2 separate regions of the Mus musculus genome follow, and region 2 is linked to region 1. Evidence: chromatin loops called from intact Hi-C (ENCODE). Cell type or tissue: left cerebral cortex. All regions are shown on one strand. Each heading gives the region's core, and the rest is flanking DNA. Links, peaks and the distances in the headings are about the cores only. Region 1 overlaps Nhsl2 (NHS-like 2). Region 2 overlaps Nhsl2 (NHS-like 2).

The links. A loop is a pair of places that touch in the nucleus more often than their neighbours do. Peaks named below come from ENCODE experiments on the same cell type or tissue, not always from the same donor. Only the 100,000 strongest peaks of a DNase experiment are listed, where the experiment ranks them.
Region 2: it touches region 1 in a loop (5-fold over the local background); 4 of 42 quality-filtered maps call a loop at or near these places.

What each region holds. Positions count from the first base shown.
Region 1 is chrX:101,977,003-101,987,335 of GRCm38, forward strand. All of the region lies in intron 1 of Nhsl2 (NHS-like 2), which reads left to right. Among named protein-coding and RNA genes, the nearest start is that of Gm25828, 69 kb to the left of the region's middle. In left cerebral cortex, for the core only: a CTCF peak has its summit at 4,645; DNase peaks (open chromatin) are centred at 4,662 and 6,769.
Region 2 is chrX:102,025,815-102,036,147 of GRCm38, forward strand. All of the region lies in intron 1 of Nhsl2 (NHS-like 2), which reads left to right. Among named protein-coding and RNA genes, the nearest start is that of Rtl5, 40 kb to the right of the region's middle. In left cerebral cortex, for the core only: no CTCF peak of the experiment used is centred there; DNase peaks (open chromatin) are centred at 5,023, 6,190 and 6,837.

The DNA.
Region 1 (10,333 bases), core at 3,106-7,105:
CTACAAGTACAATAAACTGAGAAAGCTGTGCAGAAATCAACTTGGACCTCTCCTTGCACCCCACTGTTCTATTTGTTCTGCCCACACTTAGCTGGCCTTCCTTTGTGTCACACACTCACCATGTGGCGTGGGGTTGACAGAGATGAATGGCCCCCAACCTCTGCCCTTAAGGAGCTACCAAGTTAATTAGGCAGCTGGTAGGAGCGAGCTGATAATGTGGTGAGTGCTGGGATTGGGGAGCACAGCCAGTGGAGAGAAAACAGAACAGTCCTAAGCCCAGTGGACTGAGACTTATGGCGAGACTGCTTCATGATGGGGGAAGTGACTTAAAATTCACACCTTTAATCCCAGCACTCAGGAGGTACAGGCAGGCAGATCTCTGTGAGTTTGAGGCCAGCCTGCTCTACATACGGAGTTCCAGGACAGACAGAGATACATAATGAGATCCTGTATCAACACCCCCCCCAAAAAAAAGAAAGATATGGGACTATGTGTTTTAGAACATGTTAACAGGAGAGGTCATCTTGCCTTTTTGGATTTTCACATGCTTAGGGCTCTCTCAAAACAAGAAACCAGGATGTGGGTGAGCTCAGTGAACCCAGTTTCCATGTATTTCTGTATTTCCAGCCTAGTTGGTGATGGGGAGAGTTCTATTCTCTAAATAAGAGCCGTGGGCTCCCTCAGCATGAGCATCCACTGGTGTACCTGCTAGATTGCCAGATTGGACCTCATATGGTTGGGTCCCCAGAAAACACCAGATTGCATAAGAAAAGTGAGCCAAAGAAATGTCCTAACTGATGTGGCCCTGGTGGCACAGTGTGCTGGAAACTCCTATATGCAGATAGGAAGTGTTAATGGTCTATGGTGCACTTAGGGGGTTTGTTGGGTAGGGATCAGTAGGATCTAGTAAATTCCCCACCTTCCAGCATAAAATAGGTGCTGAAATTAAATTATAGTCATTCCATGGCATGAGAGTCCATCTGTATAAAATATCAAGAGCCAGATATGTAGGAAGAAAACTCAAGTGTAATTTGATACAGATGGCATTATCTGGAGAGCACGGCATAATCTTTGCAATAGGTAAACAGGTCATCGTCTATATACAGGACACATCTAGCCTGTGGGAATAAGGGGAGTCCCCAAACTGAAAGGTGGGCTTTCAGGAGCCCCAGATGTCACCTAAGGCTCAAGACTGGATGTACATCCTTTGTAGAGTGGGGATGGTCAAGGAACAAAGGACCTTGACCCACGTGCTGGTCAGGATGGCTGAATCTTTGTGCAAGAGTAAAGAAGGCACTGTGGGATCTACGGGCCTCAACTGGCTTTTTGTCTCTACATATAGCACTCAAGGCGGCTGGTTATATTCACTACTTGTCTCATTGATGCAGCTGGATACTGGGCAAGAAGCAACTTAAGAGAGACGGGGCTTCTTTTGGCTCATGGTTCGAGAGTGTATCGTGGAGGGAAAGGCCTGATAGTGAGAGCACGAGGAAGCTGCTCATATCAGTTCAGCAGTCACAAGTAAAGAGGAGGGGGGGAAGAGAAGAAAAGCATCTGCGCACAACATCCCCCTCCTCTTTACTTGTGACCTTGGATGAGTCATGTAACCTGTCTGCCTCTTGGCTTTCCCATCTGCACGCCCTTGATGATAGCGAGAACATTACCAAATTGGTAATGATGTTTGGGCTGAAACGGAAAAAGACATATGCTAGTGAGTAGCCGGTGCCTGGTGCAGGCTTGCCTGTTTATTTGCTACGTCTCAATCCTCCTCTGAGCCAGCAACAGGGGCTTGGTCTGTATCACAGACACCAAGGAGCAGGAACACCATGCCAAGGTGATCCCCGCACCTTTGCTCTGCATGCTCTCTCCTTGAAATGCCCCTGGAGCATAATTTTTAGCTCAGGATTTGGGAGCAGAATCCAGATGGCTCTGCCAGTTTATTAGCACCAGCAGGCTCTCAAGTTTAATAAGCTTTCTGCATTTGCTAGCACTGGAAAAAGATGGCCTGGACCAGATTCCTTCGTGATAAGAAACACTGCCAGCTTGCATCCACACTGGCCAAGTGCTGTGGGATGCCTCTCACAGCAGCCCTCAGGAGGCACAGCCAGTCCTTTGCTCTCTGCTTTGAACACTGAAGATTTACAAAGTGTAAACTTTCTGCCACTTTCCAGTATTTGGCCGGGTCCATTCTTCTTCTATGTATGTAGAATTACCTTCCAGCTGTTCACAATTTCAAGATGGATTTGTCCAGTCCAGAGCCATTCAATACTCGTGGAGGAGGACAGGCTGCCAGCCGTTGTCGAAGAGACTGTCTTTTTACCTATCAGATAAGGTTGAGGGCAGGACCAGCAGCAAAGACAGTCCGATCACCTTAAAAGGTTAGGAATGCAGGACCCAGGGAGTTTCAAGAATTGACCAATGAAAGTGCTTAGCAACATCCCATGACCAATAGTGGGTGAGCCCCTCTGTTGCCATGAAGCATCCTTGATTCTCATTGGTCATGAACAGAGACTTCTTCCTGAAAGTGGTAGGGTGGGGGAGGGAAGGAGGGGGGGCAGTGCTTACTGCTCTGTCTAGGTGGTTTTTACCTGTCATTGAAGGGGCTTATCCTGTGTCCCTGGAACTTGCCAATTCTCCGTGACATCAGAAAACTAAAGCAGTTGAACAGACTTTTGTAAACGCAAATTGTGTGGCCTGCAGACCTGTGGTCAGAGCATTGTGCAAAAAGACATGTATGGCCATTTTAAATCCCTAGAGAAGAAAAAGTTCGTTTTAGATGGTAGCCTTTGTTTGATCTGGGCCTGTTGCAGTCCAGACGGTACAAGCCCTTCTTCCCGCTTAACTAGGCCCAACTCTTGGAAAATGTGAACCAACCCTGATAGGTCATAGTTCCCTAATGCCCGCGGTCCAAGGAGCACTGCAAACAGTGTCCACTGCTGTGAGGGTTGATTTCCATGTTCATCTCGACTGGATTTAAAAACATCTCAGACATTAATAAGGAGACACGTGTGCTTCTGAGGGCATTTCTAGAAAAGTTTAATTGAAAAAGGAAGCTCCATCCTGGTCACACATGTATTAATGGCAGAGTTGAGATTAAAAGCCCTAGGGAAGCTGGGGGCAGAATTCAGCCATACAACATTTCCCCAGTGCACTCATTCACACACATGCACACACACACACACACATACACACACACACACACACACACACAGAGAGAGAGAGAGAGAGAGAGAGAGAGAGAGATTATTTCACCAAAATTGAAATGTAATGCATGTGCACGAGGTTGTAAAGTTGAAATGTGATCTTGGTTTTGGTTACCCCAGCCCCCCATCTCACTTCTGTGTCCTCTTTGCTCACCATCCTGAGACCATGCCAGGAACTCTCACATTTCCTCCAAGGGTCTGTCCCTCTCCTCTGTTAGGCTTTCTTTCTCAGTGGTTTTTGGCAAGGAGAAGGGAGCTGGTGTTTATCAGTTATACATAGGCTGTCCATAAATGGTCCCTGTGAGGCCACCAAAACTAGGGAGAGAATTGCTCTGCCCGATTTCCAGGACCTGTACGCTCTCAGGAAGCAATGACTATGGTCACAGCATGAAATGTTTTAAGAATGGGACATTTGCCAGCAGCTCTTGGATGACATAGGAGTCAATCACTCCGGGGCCTTTCTTAAGGTCTATATCCTAGTCACCAGTACCAAGACCAGTGCCATGGAAGATTGTTTAGCTCAATATTTGTCCCTGAAGACTGGGTTCAGGGAGTCCAGGAGGCCATCCCAGATTTCTCACAGCTGTCATGAGACTCAGCATGCGGGGCAGGGAATGGAAAAATGTGTTCTTCACACTATGGTGCAAGGTGGTGGTGCCAGGGCCAACTCCTAGTGCCAGCAGCCCTTGGGACAGCTTGGTTCATTTACATCAGTACAAGAGCAAATAGGCTTAAGGGAAATAAGGGGGAAGCCAAGTGTGTCAGGAATCAAGGCCACCAACTGCCTAACAAAGGACTCTGCTCCGGGGGCTTCAAAAGTCAATTTTTGGAGGGTCCCCATTGTGGGACAAATCCTGTTGTCACAGATATTCAAATTGGCTGTCCATACTGATTCGTTGTCTTTGTACCTCATATTCATGATGACAGGTGACATTTATTGAGCATCTGCTGTATGACAGGTACCAAGCTAAACACATATTTGATTAACTCAGTCCTCATGACAACCCTATTAGAGAGATATAATTTTCTCTTCATGATACAGATGCAAAAGCAGATGCTCAGATTAAGTGAGTTTGAGGCCAGCCTGGTCTACATAGTGAGTTTCAGGACAGTCAGGGCACCATGTTGAAACCCTATCTCAAAAAAGGAGGGCAGCTGCCATCTCAAGTAAAAGAGGGTCAGGAAGGGTAGGCTAAGTAACTTTGTTGGGATTGTGCACAGTGACAGAGCTCCTGTCCATAGGCCACTAATATTCTTGAAGTCTCCAAACTTTGCTGCTTGAAAAAGGTTGATAAAGATACCAGCAAGAATCCTGTGGAGGTACAGTTGTTGCATCCCCACAATTTACCATACATGGACATGCCCAGGAGCTCTGCTATAGGAAGAGGGGGTTTTCTCCATAGTACCACAGAAATGTCATGAGCATTTCCTTTAGGTAACACCAGGAGGCGCAGCAGCCTGTTTCTGGCCTGTGGCTTCTTGTCTTTTCCCCTTGACTTGCTTGGGAAGGGTACGAAAGCTTGAGCATTCCTAACTGAGGTGTAGAATACACAGTCTTTGTACATAGGGTAATAGAATACACTGGAGAACTAATGGCTCTCTGTTGGCTCTGTAGATCTTCCTGCCAGAGAAAGTCCTGCTGTGGTCAGGGCAAGGTGGACTTGCAGGAGTTGGGAACCAGAGACAGCAACCAAGACAATAGCAGTGTCCCCAATAGGTGGTTGTCAGCTGCTAAATGATGGGAGACTAGAAAGAACCTAACTGTTCAGAATGCTAGTCTTGGTGTCAGAGCTGCTGTGTAGGGTTGTGCAAGCTACCCCCTGCAAGGGCACCTGAGTCAATGGGAGCTGAGATGAAGCCCAGGGTCCAGTAGTCCTATGTCCTGAGGATGCTTTGTTCTAATTCTCTCAAAAGCATCTATCGCATGTCTCTAGGATATGCAGTGGAGGCCAGATCCCATCCCTTCCTTATTAACTCTGATGTCCATTTTGCTTACCTAAACCCCATTCTCAACACCTCTTTGTCTCTGTACAGACTTTGTGTTGCTTGAGCCTTCAGGCTCATTGAAGCTCACTTCTCTACTGTCCCATATCCCTTTCTCCTGCCAATCTTTCTATCCTAGACCCCAGACCCCAGACCCCAGACCCCAGTTCCCAGCCCCTACCTCAGGTAGAGGTAGGAATTCTCTAGAAACATGAATACCTGCTTTGGCACATCTGAAATTTTTACTCCATGAACAACCAAGATATAGACATGGAGCTGGGACACTCAGGTGTCCTCCCTTCCCCTCAGGCCATTCACTGTCCTCTTTCAGTCACTGGGCTTGTGTGTACTAAGCACCTGCATGGTTCTCTTCTGGGCACAAGGCCATTAACAAAACCAGAACAACTAAATCTTCCCGGAGCTTCAGGTATAGTTCTAGCAATACCCCCTCCCCTTGATTCCACCATCCTTCTTTCTTGCTCAAGTACCATGGAAGCCCCCCTCTTCCTCCCTTTCAGAAGCATCCCCCCCCCAAAAAAAAGCTGGACCTTGCTGCTTTGGCCTCGGTGCCAGGACCCCTGGTATTCCATGTGGGGAATACATGTGTAAATTTTGCTTTTGTATCCTGGCCTGGCAAGAGCCATAGGGCACTGTGCTCTTCCTGGGGTAGCTTTCATGCACTTGTTTTCTCAATTGAGTCGGCAAAGGCAGGTCAGTGGAACTGTGGCTGAGAGCTCAACCTCTGAGATACGGCATTCATTAAGACCTGTGTAGTCAGTCATTTTTTCCTATTATTCTTCCTACTTCCTTACTTCCGTAAAAGACATGGACTTGGGGCTCGAGAGAAGCTTCAGTGGCCAAGAGCGCCTGTTGCTTTTGCAGAGGACCTGGGTTCAGTTCCTAGCCCTCACATGATAGCTCACAACCATCAGTAACTCCAGTTTTAGGGGAGCCCACACCGGTCTTATGATCTCCTTGGGCACCAGGGAAACGCTCATACACATACAATAAAATAAATAAATCTTTTAAAAAATGTTTTTTAAGAGCTATGGTTTTGGGCTGGAGAGATGGATCAGCAGTTAAGAGGTCCTGAGTTCAATTCCCAGCACATGGTGGCTCAGGCATCCAATGCCCTCTTCTGGTGTGTCTGAAGAGAGCGACATTGTACTCACATACATAAAATAAATCTTTTTTTAAAGTGAAAATAAAAGAGGCATGGTCATATTTGTTACATGGGATAATGGCCAGTTCTCTGTCTTTCATCTTTCCTTTTTCTTTTCTTTGTTTTTCCTTAGAATATGCCAAGAGAAAAGTGAAAAGATGACCACACCCAACATGAACAAGTATTAACATGTGTTGTTTGCCTGTGATGTTGCAGTGCTGTGCATTTAAACCGGGGACCTTGTGCATGCCCTGAAAGCTCCACCAACCAAGCTCCTCCCTCAGCCTGCCCATGATATTTTCTAGCAAAACAAAACATTCTGGGTACTGACATCCTGCACTCTCCTCCCATCGGTGGAATGTCCTAGATACTGCCAGGCCCTGTGATCCACCTCCTAGCCAGTTCTCTCCTGTCTGGCTTTCCCCCACACCACCAGGTCACTGTTGTTTCAGATTTCCCCCAGCACAGCACGTCCAGATCTAGTTCCCCAGCTGGTGTTAAGACCTCTGCAGGATTGGTCCAGGCAAACTGCCAGTATCACCTCCCCTGCCCCAGGACACAGTCAGGAAGTCCCAGCTCTTTCCAGTGGGCCTCTGACTATGGTCGCCTCCCGTTATCACCTTTGTGCGTCTTTGGTCACACCTAGTCACGTTCTTTCCCTCCCACCCAAGAAGACCACTGGATTTCCAAGCCTTGCCTCAATGATACTTTATCTTGACACCATCCAGACAAGCTCATTCTATGCTCTCTTCCTTTCTTACTGGTCCTCAGGCTTCTACAAACCAGATGCAAAGCCTCTTGACTCAAATTTGAAAAGCAGCTTTAGCCAACATGGGTCTCATTTTCTCTTGTGAATGACCATGCCTCCAACAAAGGAAACAATGTCTGCTCCATGCCTGCTTGGTTAGATGTTGAGCAGCTGCTCAGCCAGGTGAGGGTGCTGCAGTGTGACACTTCAGATGGGAAGGGAGGAGAGAATGTGTGCTTGGCTAGCAGCCTCTGAGGAGGCTGGCCCCTAAAAGCCTCTGAGGTACATAGAACTGGAGCGGCTAGATAGTCCCTCACAGTTTCTGTCTCCTGCACCCAGCACCAAGTAGAGGTGAGAATGAGCTTGCTGTATGGCAGGCAAAGCACTGGAAGACTGGAAACTGAGGAAAGAAAGCCATGTCTTAGCTAGAGCACAAAGATGCTGGGAGTAGCCTGTGATCTCTAGGCTTCAGAGTAGCCTGGGAGGTCCCAGGATTTTTGGAAAAGGGGAGGGTCTTGGCTGCTAGAGATAGTCTGTGGAGGGGAGGGAGGAAAGGGGAATGTGCACAGGGTCTTAGCTGCATGGCAGCCCTCTGACTCTTTTCCTTTCGGGCCACTAGACCCCTGTCCCTCAGCCATTCCTTGGGAATATAGGATGCCCTGACCTAACCTAACCAGCTGGGGCTCCTGCCCAGAGGCTTTCAGGCCTGTTGTTTCCTGTCTGTGCAGAAGGGAGGCCCCCCTCCAGGTTGCAAATGGAAAAGGCAGGCAGGGCTTCTTCCAAGCTATCATTCTGTCTGGTTCTGGCATTGAGCTGGCCTAACAAGGATGGAACCCCCCCATGGCCTCTCCCTAGACATTTCCTAACAGGCAGCAGCTCTGAGAGAGAAGCATTTCTCTCTTATTAGCACCTGTTGAAGGGGCCTGCCTCTCAAGAGGAGGCTTGATTTTTATGTACAAAGTCCCAAGCTACAGAGATGTGATGAGATCCTGTTTCTGACTGTTTCCTGCCTGGTGGGGGAAGGGAAGGGAAGGGAGAGTATCCCTCCACTTTAGGATTGGAGGGGAGCCATTGTCTAGACCATATAAAGTCTATGATTTTACAGTGGTATTGCTGAGGGCAGTGGCAACATTCAGAGTCACAACCAAACCTGAGGGGGTGGTGGCTACTTTTTTCTATCTGACACTTAAGAGTCAGAAGCAGGCTGGGCGGTGGTGGCACACGCTTTTAATCCCAACACTTGGGGGGGCAGGTGGATTTCTGAGTTCAAGGCCAGCCTGGTCTACAGAGTGAGTTCCAGGACAGCCAGGGCTACACAGAGAAACCAGAGAAACCGTGTCTCGGGAGAAAAAAAACAAAACAGAACAAAACAAAAAAAGAGTCAGAAGCAAGAGGATCTCTGTAAGTTTGAGGCCAGTTTAGTCTACCTATCCGGTTCCAGCAGGCCAGGGCTTACATAGTGATATCCTGTCTCAAAACCAACCAACCAAATCAGAATCATAGCCAAGTGGAGCTGAAACAGTGCTTGCGAGATCCTCCCCACTCCCCTTTACCTTCCTTCACTTCCGGTTCCTATGCTCATCCCAATTCATATACTCCTATAGAACCTTCAAAGCCCATTCCTAAGCTGTTTCTTTTATAACATGCAGAGCACGCAAACTCCAACAGGGCCTGGAGACCCTTTGTAGTAAGTGCCTCTGCTTATTTGAGGGGACTCTTCTCTATCGTCAACTCACTGAGAGTCAAGAAATTAATAGTCCTTCCTAGTAACTGCAGCCATACAGACAAGGTCTGTCTCTCCTTGTCAGAATAAGAGCTTGAGACAGACAACTATCTACAAGGTGCTTCTCCTGAGCCTTTGAGAGGGTGCACCATGGAGAATTCGTGTGAGCAAAAACAGCAGTAAAGGACTTCTTGGCGTGGCCTCATTGAGCCTCTGCTTACCTTAGTTCAGACTATGCAGTAAGTATCAGGGGTTGGGGAATCTGGTGATTCTGCAGTCCTCTTCCCAAGGACATGCTGGGATGAAGTCAAATATTTCTCTATGCACTGTGTGTTACCAGAGTTCCCTACCTGCCCATGTCAATGGCGGCTTCTGGTGCCATTTTATAGTCTATTCTATAGCGATTGTTTTTACATCAGTAGAATAAGATTCCTAAGCCCCTCCCCACCCCACCCCACCCCCAGATTGCAACTTCCCAATAGAACAACAAGAACATTTGCACACTCTTTCTCTCCAGGGCTTCTTTTCTTGGTGGGGAGAACTGGGTATGGATGTAAAGCCCTCCTGCAATGCTAGGCAAGTGCTCTACCACTGAGCTGTAGCCCTAGCCTCCAGTAACTTTAGCAGGAGCCTGAGCTGATCCGCCTGCAGTTCCTAACAGCTTCCCTTTCAAAGGACAAAGGGACTCTTCTGATCTCTCGGCGCTATTTTTATTTTTTTGTACTTTGAAAAATAAAATGTATTTTTTTCCTTTTTTGTCATAGAGATCATTGCTTAAAGCTCTTTGTGTAGTAAAGGTAGTAATCCTTTCTGTCCTCGGCTGCAGACATTCTCTCCTAGCTTGCTACTGTGATTTCTAGGGTATTGTATGTTGGGGGTGTGTTAACTTTTTTAAAAGATGATATCGCATATGGTAACATTTTCCTTTGTGATTCTTATGCTGAGAAGTCTAAGCCTTCTCCCAGATTGGAGAAGTACTCCTGTGTAATCTCCTAGAGTGTGGAAGGTGATGTCACATGTGTCGTAGAGTGTTTCTTTTCTAACTTCCAGGCATCCCTCCCCACCCCTCGCTTACCACAACCTTTCTTTGGAGGCACAAATCAATCAATTGGATTGGAGTCTCAAATATGCTAATGAGGTCAACCCCTTTCCCCCCCCCCCAGCTCTTTCAGCCCCTTTGAAAAGGGAAAGCTTGAGGGAGGTACTTCTCCCAGTGGGCTGTCTCATTAGCAGGAGCAAAGAAGGAACAAAGTGCAAAGGAACTTCCACCCCATCTCCCCTCCTTTTATCTCTCTTAGGCAAGTTTAGTGAGATCCAAACCCAGAGCTCCCAGTTAATGGAAGGTCCTGGGACTCTAACCGATCAGACTCCAGCAAAGTCACGAGGCCAGTAGCCAGAGTTCCCCCAGCAACCGCCAGGCCAGGCCACTGCATCTTCTCCATCCAGCCAGCACGGTTACCATGGGAACATGAGTGCTAAATTGCTTTTCGAGTATAGAAGCTGAAGACCTCAGC
Region 2 (10,333 bases), core at 3,068-7,067, 49 kb after region 1:
CCCACACCACGGCTTACAGCCATCTGTAACTCCAGTTCCAGGGGATCCAATTGCTCTTCTGGCCTCTCTGGGCCCTGCACACAAGTGGTGCACAGATATACACGCAGGCAAAACACCCATATATTTAATTTTTTTTCAAGAATTATCTCAAAAAGTTCATAATTACCATGCAACCTAAAAGTTCTTCTTACAGCATACTCCAAGGAACTGAAAACACTTGAACAGATATCTGTACATGAATGTTCATGGCAGTAGTATTCATAATGGAAAGTTTAAACTAACCCAGATGGTTATCAATTGGTGAAGAGAGAAATAAAATACTGTACTCAATGTAGGAAATGGACTATTTGACCACAAAATGAAGTTCAAATACATGCTATGATTAAGTCCTGACATGACCCTAACTGAACGAAGCAAGACACAAAGAACAAATTTTGTGTAATCCCATTTACATGAAGTATCTTGAATAGGCAAATTCATAGGGGTAGAAAGTAGATTAGAAATTACCAGAGCCTAGGAGAAGGTAAGCAATGGGAAAGCAAAAGAGTAATGGGAAATTACTGCTCCTTTCAAACACAGATGTTTGTTTATTTAGTGTGTGTGTGTGTGTGTGTGTGTGTGTGTGTGTGTGTGTGTGCTTAAACATGTACGTACATGCATGCGTGTGTGTGTGTGTGTGTGTAAGTCAGGGAACAACTTGAGGGCTCAGTTCTCTCCTTCCTTTACTGTGGGTTCCAGGATCAATGGAGGTCATTAGGCTTGGAGCAGGAGCCTTCACCCAGTGGGTAAACTCCCAGACTTGGAAACTATTGCTTGATAGATATGTAGTTTTCATCTGAGATGATGAAAAATTAGGTATGGATAGTACTGGCCACTTTACAGCATTGTGAATTTAATTATGACATTGGCTTCTTAGAAATACTTTTAAAGGGTGGGTGGCTAAAGAGATGATGGCTCATCAGTTAAGAGAACATACTGCTCTTGCAGAGGACCTGAGGTGATTCCCAGCTCCAGAGGGATATGACACCTCTGGCCTCCATGGACACCTGCACTCATATGCACGGACACACATACAGAGCCCACATGATGGTTCACAACTACACATAAATCCAGATCCAAGGGATCCGATATGTCCTCTGATTGCTTAAGGTACCAAGTATACATGTGGAACACATACATACATGCAGGCAAAGCATTCACACAAGAAGGAGGAGGAGGAGGAGGAGGAGGAGGAGGAGGAGAGGAGGAGGAGGAGGAAGGATACATCTAATAAAAAATTTTAAAAGAACTAGAATATAGCTAAGTGGTGGAAGTCATGCCTAGCACCTCAACACAAAATATTTTTAGAAATAGATATGATAGTCTTGAAAAGAAAATTGAAGTACGATTAAAATGGTTGTTCTACAAGATAATATAAGTATAATTTTGAGGGACTACTTTTCCTGCTGAACAGAATTAATTTTAACTGTGATCAGACAAAAAATCATTTGCAGCTTATCACTCTCCCACAAGTTAACTCCTAGCTTCAGAGTCTGGGCCTTAAGCAATAATACCTAATCATCTAGTGTTCTTTGGTGTTCTCACCTTTAGCTGAAGGTTGTTCGGTGATCTTGTGTTGTTGGGCTTTACATGGTGTTTACTCCTTTCTTTTCCTTCCTTCCTCCCTCCCTCCCCCTTCCCTCCCCCCTCCTTTCTTCCTTTTTTTCAGATAGTCTTTCCCATATTCCAGGCTAGCCTCCTACTTTATAAGTAGCCAAGGATGATCCTGAAATTCAGATCTTTTGACCTCCACCTGCACAGTGCTGGACTGACAGGCATACATTATACCACCACATTCAGTTTATGCTAAGGATCCAACCCAGGGCTTCCTGCATACTAGGCCAGCACTCTTCCAACCAAGCTACATGCCCAGCTTATATTGTTTTTATTAATACCGCAAAGAATGCATGACAAAAAGCAATCCCCATATAAGTTTTCATGAAAAAGCCTTCACTTTAACTTCAAGGCCTGACTCTCATGAGTATTAGCATCTTGGTGACATCTTCTGGTACCACATTTCAGACCCACTTGAGTCCATTCTGAACATGACTGTCAGGCTGATGTGCTCCTTTTGATGTACCACCCCCAACTCATTCCTGATCCACTGCACATTTTCTAGGACATCTTACAGAAGCATCTGGAATCTGGCTAAAGCTTGGAAGAGTGTTCCTTCCCGTTGGTTCCAGCTAGAAAGCATCTCTCCACTCCTGACTAGCCTGTCCTTGCCTGCATACCTTTGAGCTTACAGATATTTTCACTGAATGTTGGTCTTATAGCCTCCCTGGCCCATGGCAATGTCTCCTGAATTGCCGTCATCCATGTACATTTGTACCATTTTCTCTCTTTCCTTTCTTCCTTCCTTCCTTCCTTCTTTCCTTTCTTTCTTTCTTTCTTTCTTTCTTTCTTTCTTTCTTTCTTTCTTTCTTTCTTTCCTTCCTTCCTTCCTTCCTTCCTTCCTTCCTTCCTTCCTTCCTTTTATCTTTCTTTTTTTTTTTGGCTTTTGTGTATTTGTTTTTGTATTTGCTTTGGGCTTTTGTTTTTTCTTGAGACAATGTTTTGCTGTCAGTTAGCCCTGACTGCTCTAGAGCTCACTCTGTAGACCAAGCTGGCCTTGGACATACCCACCCCCGCCCTAACTTCCCTGGTGTGGAGTCATACCCCACGTGCCATCAGCTCAGCTCATCAGTGCTATGTTCTAACTTCAAAAACACCTCTCTTTTTAAAAAAAAATGTTTCTAACTTCTCAAAAGTAAAGTCAATGTGCTAAAGAAAAAGTTCATTAGAGTACCAAGCCATGTCCTGCTTGATTCTGTCCTTTAAAATTGTTGTTCTTTGACAACTTCAGACGTGTTGTAGATACTGTGTTGTGAGCATTCACTCTTCATTGCCCTCTCTCATTCCTGAAGAAAATGCCAGCCCCCTTTTGCAGTACCCCATTAACTGCCCACAGACCCTCAGTGAGAAGTGGGGCTTCATGAACCCCATCCCTATATCAAAACATGGTGCCTTTGGCTTCACATGAAGATGGTGGCAGCCTCCTAGTGCTCAGCTTCAGGACAGTCTTCTTATACACTTCATCAGAGCATCGATGGCAACTAGCTCAGGTGCTCTGCAAGGACAGTATACACTCTTAACTGCTGAGCCATCTCTCCAGCCCCAATTGTCTTCCATGTTGGAAGTGTGTGATTCAGGCACTGGCTTTGTTTGTTTTACTGGTAAATTAAGGACATTAACCTTTAGTCATATGCATTGTTTGTGACCATTTTCTCATGCTTTTTGTTTTGTCCCTTTACTGTTGGTTACCTCCTTTGCCATGCAGATTCTTCTGCATTGTACATAATTCCACTAACCATATTTTTTTGAGATTTCATCTATTTTTTTATATGCATCGTTGTTTTGACTGCATTTATGTCTGTGCATTGCCTGTGTGCAGCATCAGCAGAGGCCAGAAGAGGGCATTGGATTCCTCTGGGACTGGAGTTACAGATAGATGTTAGCTGCCATGCATTTTCTGTGCCTGACTGAGTATTTTGCCTGCCTGTATGTATGTATGTATGTATGTATGTATGTATATGCACCACATGCATGCCTGGTGTTCATGGAGGTCATAAGAGGGCATATGATCCCCTAGAACTGGCATTATAGACAGTAGCAAACTTCAATGCTGAGAATTGAACTCAGGTCCAATGCAGAAGCAACAAGTGCTCTTAACTGCTGAGCCATCTCTCCAGTCCTGCTTATGAGTCTTGAGCTAAGTTTGGACTTCCCAAATCAATACACAGCCAGGCTCCCCAAACAGTTCTATTTAGTGATGTTTCAAAAGTAAAAGGAAAGCCTTTGTTTCTGCTAGTTGTTTAGCATGGAGACAAGGCAAGGCATCTCCTCTGTTTGCCAGTGTTCTTGAGTTTTGCGAGTGTCACCCTCATACTGGAGCCTGCCTGCCCATTGCGGGAGCTTTAAGTATGTTAAGGCAAATATGAAAGGTGTGTGGGGCAAATATTCGCTCTAACCTTAGATGTGGTCATACCTTTTTCTGTGAGTTTACCACTGTGGTATGGCATAGCGAAGCTCTCCCTCTAAGCTTTCGACACCTCGCAGATGTAGAGCTCTTGGCCTGGTACCTATCTGTCATTAGCGAGATTTTCTCCAACTAAGGCAAAGACGTGTACAACTTACCTCCATGCTATCTGGCTCTGTAGTAGAAGTAGAATTATTTCTTCTGCCCAGGAGAATAGGATGGGTAGATGAGAAAGCCTTCTTAGTCCTCCTTCTTCTAAAGCCTGTGACATTCTACGAGGTAGGTCATTCACTGATTGTTTCTTTGCCCCAACACTGTTTGATGGATACAGGGTAACAACAAAGTCACCCTATTCCTAGTAGTGAGCAGTGAGCATCCTTGTGCATTTATCTGTGCAACATGCAAGTATTCTCTTAGTATAACTTTATGCAGGTGTAGCTAGTAGGTCATGGACAATTAACATTGGCTAAGCACCAAAATATTGCCCTCAAAAAGGGCCTGGGGGGTATAGCTTGGTGATAGATACTTGCCTACCATGCACAGGCCCTGAGTTCCATCATCAGAGTGATAAAATAAAAGCTACACTCTCACACTTTCCCTCAGCTATTGTGTTCCCACTTATTCATGCTACAACTTTCACATGAATGAACCATGTCAAATACATTATGAATATTCATAATGGCATGGTATGGTTTCTTGCTTGTTTTGTTTTGAGACAGGGTTTCCTTATATATCCCAGACTGCTCATGAATTCAAAGCAATCCGTCTGCTTTAGCTTCTTAAGTGCTGAGGTTACAAGTGTGCACCACCACGCCCAGCTATGACAACATGGTTATTTTTGTATGTGTGAAATGTAGGTATATATCTGTGCGTGTGTAGGTATGTGTGCATATTGCACACATGCATATGGAGGCTAGAGGTTGATGGTCGGTGTCCTCCCCTATTGCTCTCTATTTTGTCTTTTGAGACATGATCTTTCACTGAGCCTACAGTTCACCACTTGTCTAGTCCTTCCCATCTCCACACCACCTCCCTTCAGCACTGGAAATGCCGACATGCTACCATGCCTGGCTTTTTACAACAGTCCTTTGAAACCAAACGCAGGTCCCTTTGCTTGTATAGCAGGCACATTACTCACTAAGTCATCTTCCCCAGTTGCCAGTATTATTTTCTGGAGAGAGGGGCAGCTGGGGAGAGAGAGAAAGTAAGTGAAGAATAATAAATAAAATTGTATGCTCCAACAGTAGAATACTACATAGCACCAGTTTGCCTGGAAAATACTACCTATATCAGCATGGATGTCTCTCACAAACATACCATGAAGCAAAGAGAGCAAATTGCAAAAAGGTTATGTACAATTCGATGTGGATCAGAATGTACAAAGCAATATGAAATAGCTTATGATTTGTGAGCGCATACACAGCACCTTTTTAAGTATGCATGTATACTTAAGACACAGACATCCAGTTCGGGACAGCACTTCCTCTGCAGTTGCGGAGGTACTGAAGCTTCAGCTGGGGCAAATATGGGAAAATGAATTTGTTTCTAATGGTACTTTGGCATAGCTTGAAATAGCTCAGCATCTAAAATGAGAGGAAAAGAAAAGCAAGGCAGAAGTTGTTTCTTTTTTTTTTTCCTTGAATAGGAAATTGAGGTGCAAGTTCTTGGATATCTGGTACCTTGGAGAGGTAGATAATCTTCACAGGAGGAGGCTCACTCTGACTCACTGGAAGTCTGCTTTCCCCAGACACTGGACTAAACCCTTGGGATGGATCATTTGAATGATATAATTGTTGCCTTCCAAGCCCACAAGGATGGTGACTCCTGAGTTTTGTGACTGTCACCCTGTGTGCCCATTGGGGGAACTCTGAGTAGTACATTGAGCCAAATAAGAAGGGCGCTTGAGGCAAGTGTTTGATCCAGCCTTAGATGTGGCCACACCTTTTTCTGTGAGTTTACCACTGCTTCAGGACCCAGTGAAACAGGAGCAGTGCAACACTTACTAGGACTAGAATTTTGCCATGGTGCCTGCCTCTTGAAAGCAGTGTTGCCTCATTAAATGACACAACTGACACAGTGGAGTCATCCGGCCTTATCAGTACCACTCGATCTAAAACAGAAACCAGGATGGGTGGGGAAGGCTGTCTCTCAGTGCTTGGCCCCCGTTGCCATGGGCCCTGTTGCCATGGTTCCCAAGCAGTTTCACTTATGATTTCCCTCAACCGCTTGCTTATGGCAGCCATCAGCAAGCAGGACCTAGAAAGTCGCTCATGCAGACCAGGAAGAAAGCTGATAACAGAAAAGACAAGTGAGGAAGGGAAGTAATTAAGCAAACACAAACACATGGGAAGAGGAGGCGGAAGGAATTTGGTGTGAGGCCCAGAAACAGTTTGGTTTTTATGATATTTTTTTTCTTTGAGATGTAATGAACTGGAGAGGCTGGGTCAGAATTTGCTGAGAAGTCCCCATTATGTAGCTACCATGTGACACAGGTACAGCAACTCCATGACCTGGATTTCCAAAAAAAAAAAAAAAAAAAAAAAAAAAAGTCCTAGTTTTAAGAATTCTATTCTTTGTCAGACTAAGGATCCTGATTTTTTGATTCAAGAAATAAGGTCACTGTAGTTACAGTGGCTCTCTAAGTCATCCAGGAAAGCCTGATTTAGAATCCCTCCCCTGGCTGGTTGGCAGGGAGTCCCCACAGGACCTGCCTCTGGGCCCTAAAGGCCTGAGTGAAGTGGCCTCTTATTCAGCCAAGAAATATCAAAGTGCTTCGACTCCACGCCGCTTTCTTCAGCTCTGTAGTTCTCCAAGGAGACAGAGCCAGAATGGCAGTGTTGTGACCCTGTCAGAGCTGCATTTCAATGCGAGCTGCATTAACTCAATGAACGCAGTGCTGGGCGCCTTGCTTTCCTCGCCTGGAAGATGAGGACAAATAAGGGCCGTGGCAGGGTTATTCTGAGAATCAGCTAGGTGTTTGCTACCTTTAGAGTGCAGTGAGAACGTTAGCTGCTACCATTCACTCTGTGGAACTGGGCTTGTGTGGCTCACAGCTGTAATCCCTGTACCCAGGTGGCTGAGGCAGGAGGATTGCCAAGAGTTCAAGTCTAGGCTAGGCTCCATAGTGAGTTCCAGGTCAGTATGAGCTGCAGAGTGAGACCTTGCCTCAGAAAGAAAAGAAAAGGAAAGGAAAGGAAAGGAAAGGAAAGGAAAGGAAAGGAAAGGAAAGGAAAGGAAAGGAAAGGAAAGGAAAGGAAAGGAAATCCACTCCTTCATTCAACAGATAAATGTGTCCTCTATACCAGCCATGAAGCCGAACCTAGGGACATGAGGGTGAGCAAAAATCAGACATGATCCTTGCTAGCATGACGGTTTCAAATCAGAGGGGTAGGCAGACTTTGGTCAAAGATTACCTCATGCAAAGTCCAAGCAGAAGATAAATATGGCAGACAAATTCTTTTTCTTTACTTTTGGAGACAGTGTCTCACCATGTATAGCCATGGCTGGCCTGAAACTCTATATGGACCAGGCTGGACTTGAATTCATTAGAGATCCTCTTGCCTCTGCCTATAGAGTTGCTAGGATTAAAGATGTGCACTACCATGGTCAGCCTGGATTCTTTTATTTGTGTTGATTTTATTATTGATGTTTAGGTTAGCATACAAAGAAACTGGTTCATTGTGACATCCTCATATATGTGTCATTGTGCTTTTTTTTCTCAGTCATTCCCTTCCCCAGCCCCCCTCCCCAGCCCCTCTCCCCACCCCCACCCCCGCCATGTCTCCTGCCTATCTCTGCCTGGTTCCCTAAACTGACTGCTTGTTCTGGGGGCGTGGCTCAGTGGAAGAATATTTGTCTAGTATGAAAATTGTGTTCAGTTCCTCTAAACAAACAGATGATTGTGGCTGCTGGGTGGAATCCAGAAGAACAGAGTGTTTGGGGGACTTCTGCCCAGTGTGGCAATTTACACTAAGTGTGTGAAATGATCAGCTATGTGTAGATTTTAGAAATGGAATCAATGGAACTGACTGAGGGGATTGATTGTGGGGTGAGGAACACACAGTAGGTATTTTGACTGACTGTATATGCATGACTTAGATCACTTCGAGTAGCAGCCAGTCCCAAAGCTGCTGAGGGGACACTGGTTAAGATCCCATGTCCCTCATATAGAGTAGCATGATGCTAGTCCTTCAGTCCAGAAATCAGTTGCTAGACTTCATCGTCAATGACCATTTAGCATTTTTAAAATATGCCTTTGTGAAGAATAATAAAGCCAGATATGCATTGGCTTTGCATTTGATGCGGATTTCCCTTTAAAGGTAAATCCTTCACTTCCAAGGTTTGAATGGAATATTACTTTAAAAATAGCATAGTTTTCATTAAGGGAGGCTGTGGAAAACATTCCTTAGTCTACAATCTCCTGGTGGGGCAGTATATGTTCTTTGAATTGGATTCCTTTCAAACCTTTAGCCCAGGAGCTTTTGTTCTGAGAGGCCAGGAGACAAGAGGGTCTGAAAGACGAAGGGATGCTAAGGGCCAAGGACAAACTTGAGTCTCATAACTGCAGGTAAGCATGCATTTGAGTTCCTATGGGGACTTCATGCAAATGATTTATTGTCATATTTTGCAAGCTTTTGCTCCTCGCTGCATTAGCTCCTTAAACCTTTCTTTTAAGCAGAGCAGGCGTGGGGTTCAAATAGGCACCCAAGGCCCCTCTTTATGTGAGACTGTTTCATGTGCACTGAGAAGGAGCTCCATAAAGAATGTGCTATTTTTCCCACACCACTTGTCCCCGCACTCATCAGCAGGGCTTGCCTTTCTCAATCTGTGCAGGCCCACCCTTCAGAAGCCATTATCTGCTGACAATTGGTGGGGCTCTCTTGTCTTTTCTCCTTCTCTCAATTAAACTCTAAGGACTGCGATTCCCATCTGCCTCAGAGCAAACAGATCTCTTGTTACACCCACTTCCCAGAAACTGGAGAGCTTGTCTCCTTTCTCCAACCTCTATAGTTCTCCTTTTCAGAATGCTTGGCCCTTTTAGCTATTTTCAACTGCAGGTGGCAATTAAATTGGTTTCCCAAAGTTGGACCAAGCCATCTCACCCCCTACATTTACCCCATCCCTGGTGACCCTTGAACCAGAAAAGAAAAAAAATCATTTTGTGGGCTGCTATTTTCCTCTCCCTAAGCAGGCCTATGTAAATATACAGGTGATGTAATCACTCGGCACGATGCTTTTTCTCTAGATGAGACTTGCTGTCCACTTTACATAACGGCTGGTGGTGGTACCAACAAGGGCATGGAGACCTGCCTCCACCCTTTTAACATAGAGGTCAGCCCGCTTGAGAGGAGCCAAGGGCCAACAAAAAAGGGAATGGCTCTTCCATTCACAGAGCCTTGTGGGTTTCAAAAATGGAAGAGGAGAACAAAAGGGACAGAAAAATGAAGAGTAAGAAAAGGGAAAATAAGAGGGATATTTACAAATAGAGACAGTGGTGAAAATAGAAAGTGGTTTGTTTTTCCTTTACTAGTCTGATTACAGGAAGTATTCTAGTACATTATTTTAATGTATGGAATAGGAATCTATTTTATCTACTTTTGTTCTTGTGGTTTCCATTGGGAAAATCTCACATTTGTTAACATTGCAAATAGTACTGAAAGATCTCAAAGGGGAAGGGCAGGTCACAGTCCTGTCTCCACCTGCACCCCCACCCCCACCCAGCACTCTCAAGTTCTCCACATACTCCCTGGAGGCCAGCAATGGGAACAATAACTCCTGTGTCATTACAGACTTGTTCCCTACGTACTTAAGCCTGTGTGTGCTTCACATGTACAATTGAAGACAGCACTGATCATTCTGGCCCTTGCTTGTTTGTTGTTGTTTAAGGTGTTATTTGGAATTGAGACAGCATCTTGCTATGCAGCCAAAGCTGAGTTTTGTGCCCTGTCTGCTTCAGCTTCTAGAGAGGTGGGATTGCAGAAGTACACTGCCACGCCCCCCATTTGCCCCTCCCCTACTCTGTGGCGCTACAGACTGAACCTAAGGCCTCACATGCACTAGGCAAGCTCTGGGCACTCTACTGCTAAGGTGTATGTATCCCCAGCCCTCTAGTTTTCTGAGACAGGATCTCATTGAATTACCCAACTGATCTTGAACTCACTCTATAGCTCAGGCTAGCCTTGAATTTTTTGATCCTCTTCAGTTTTCTGAGTAGCCAAGATTATAGACATACTCCACCATGCCCTGTACTTGCTCTCCCTCACCCCACCCCACCTC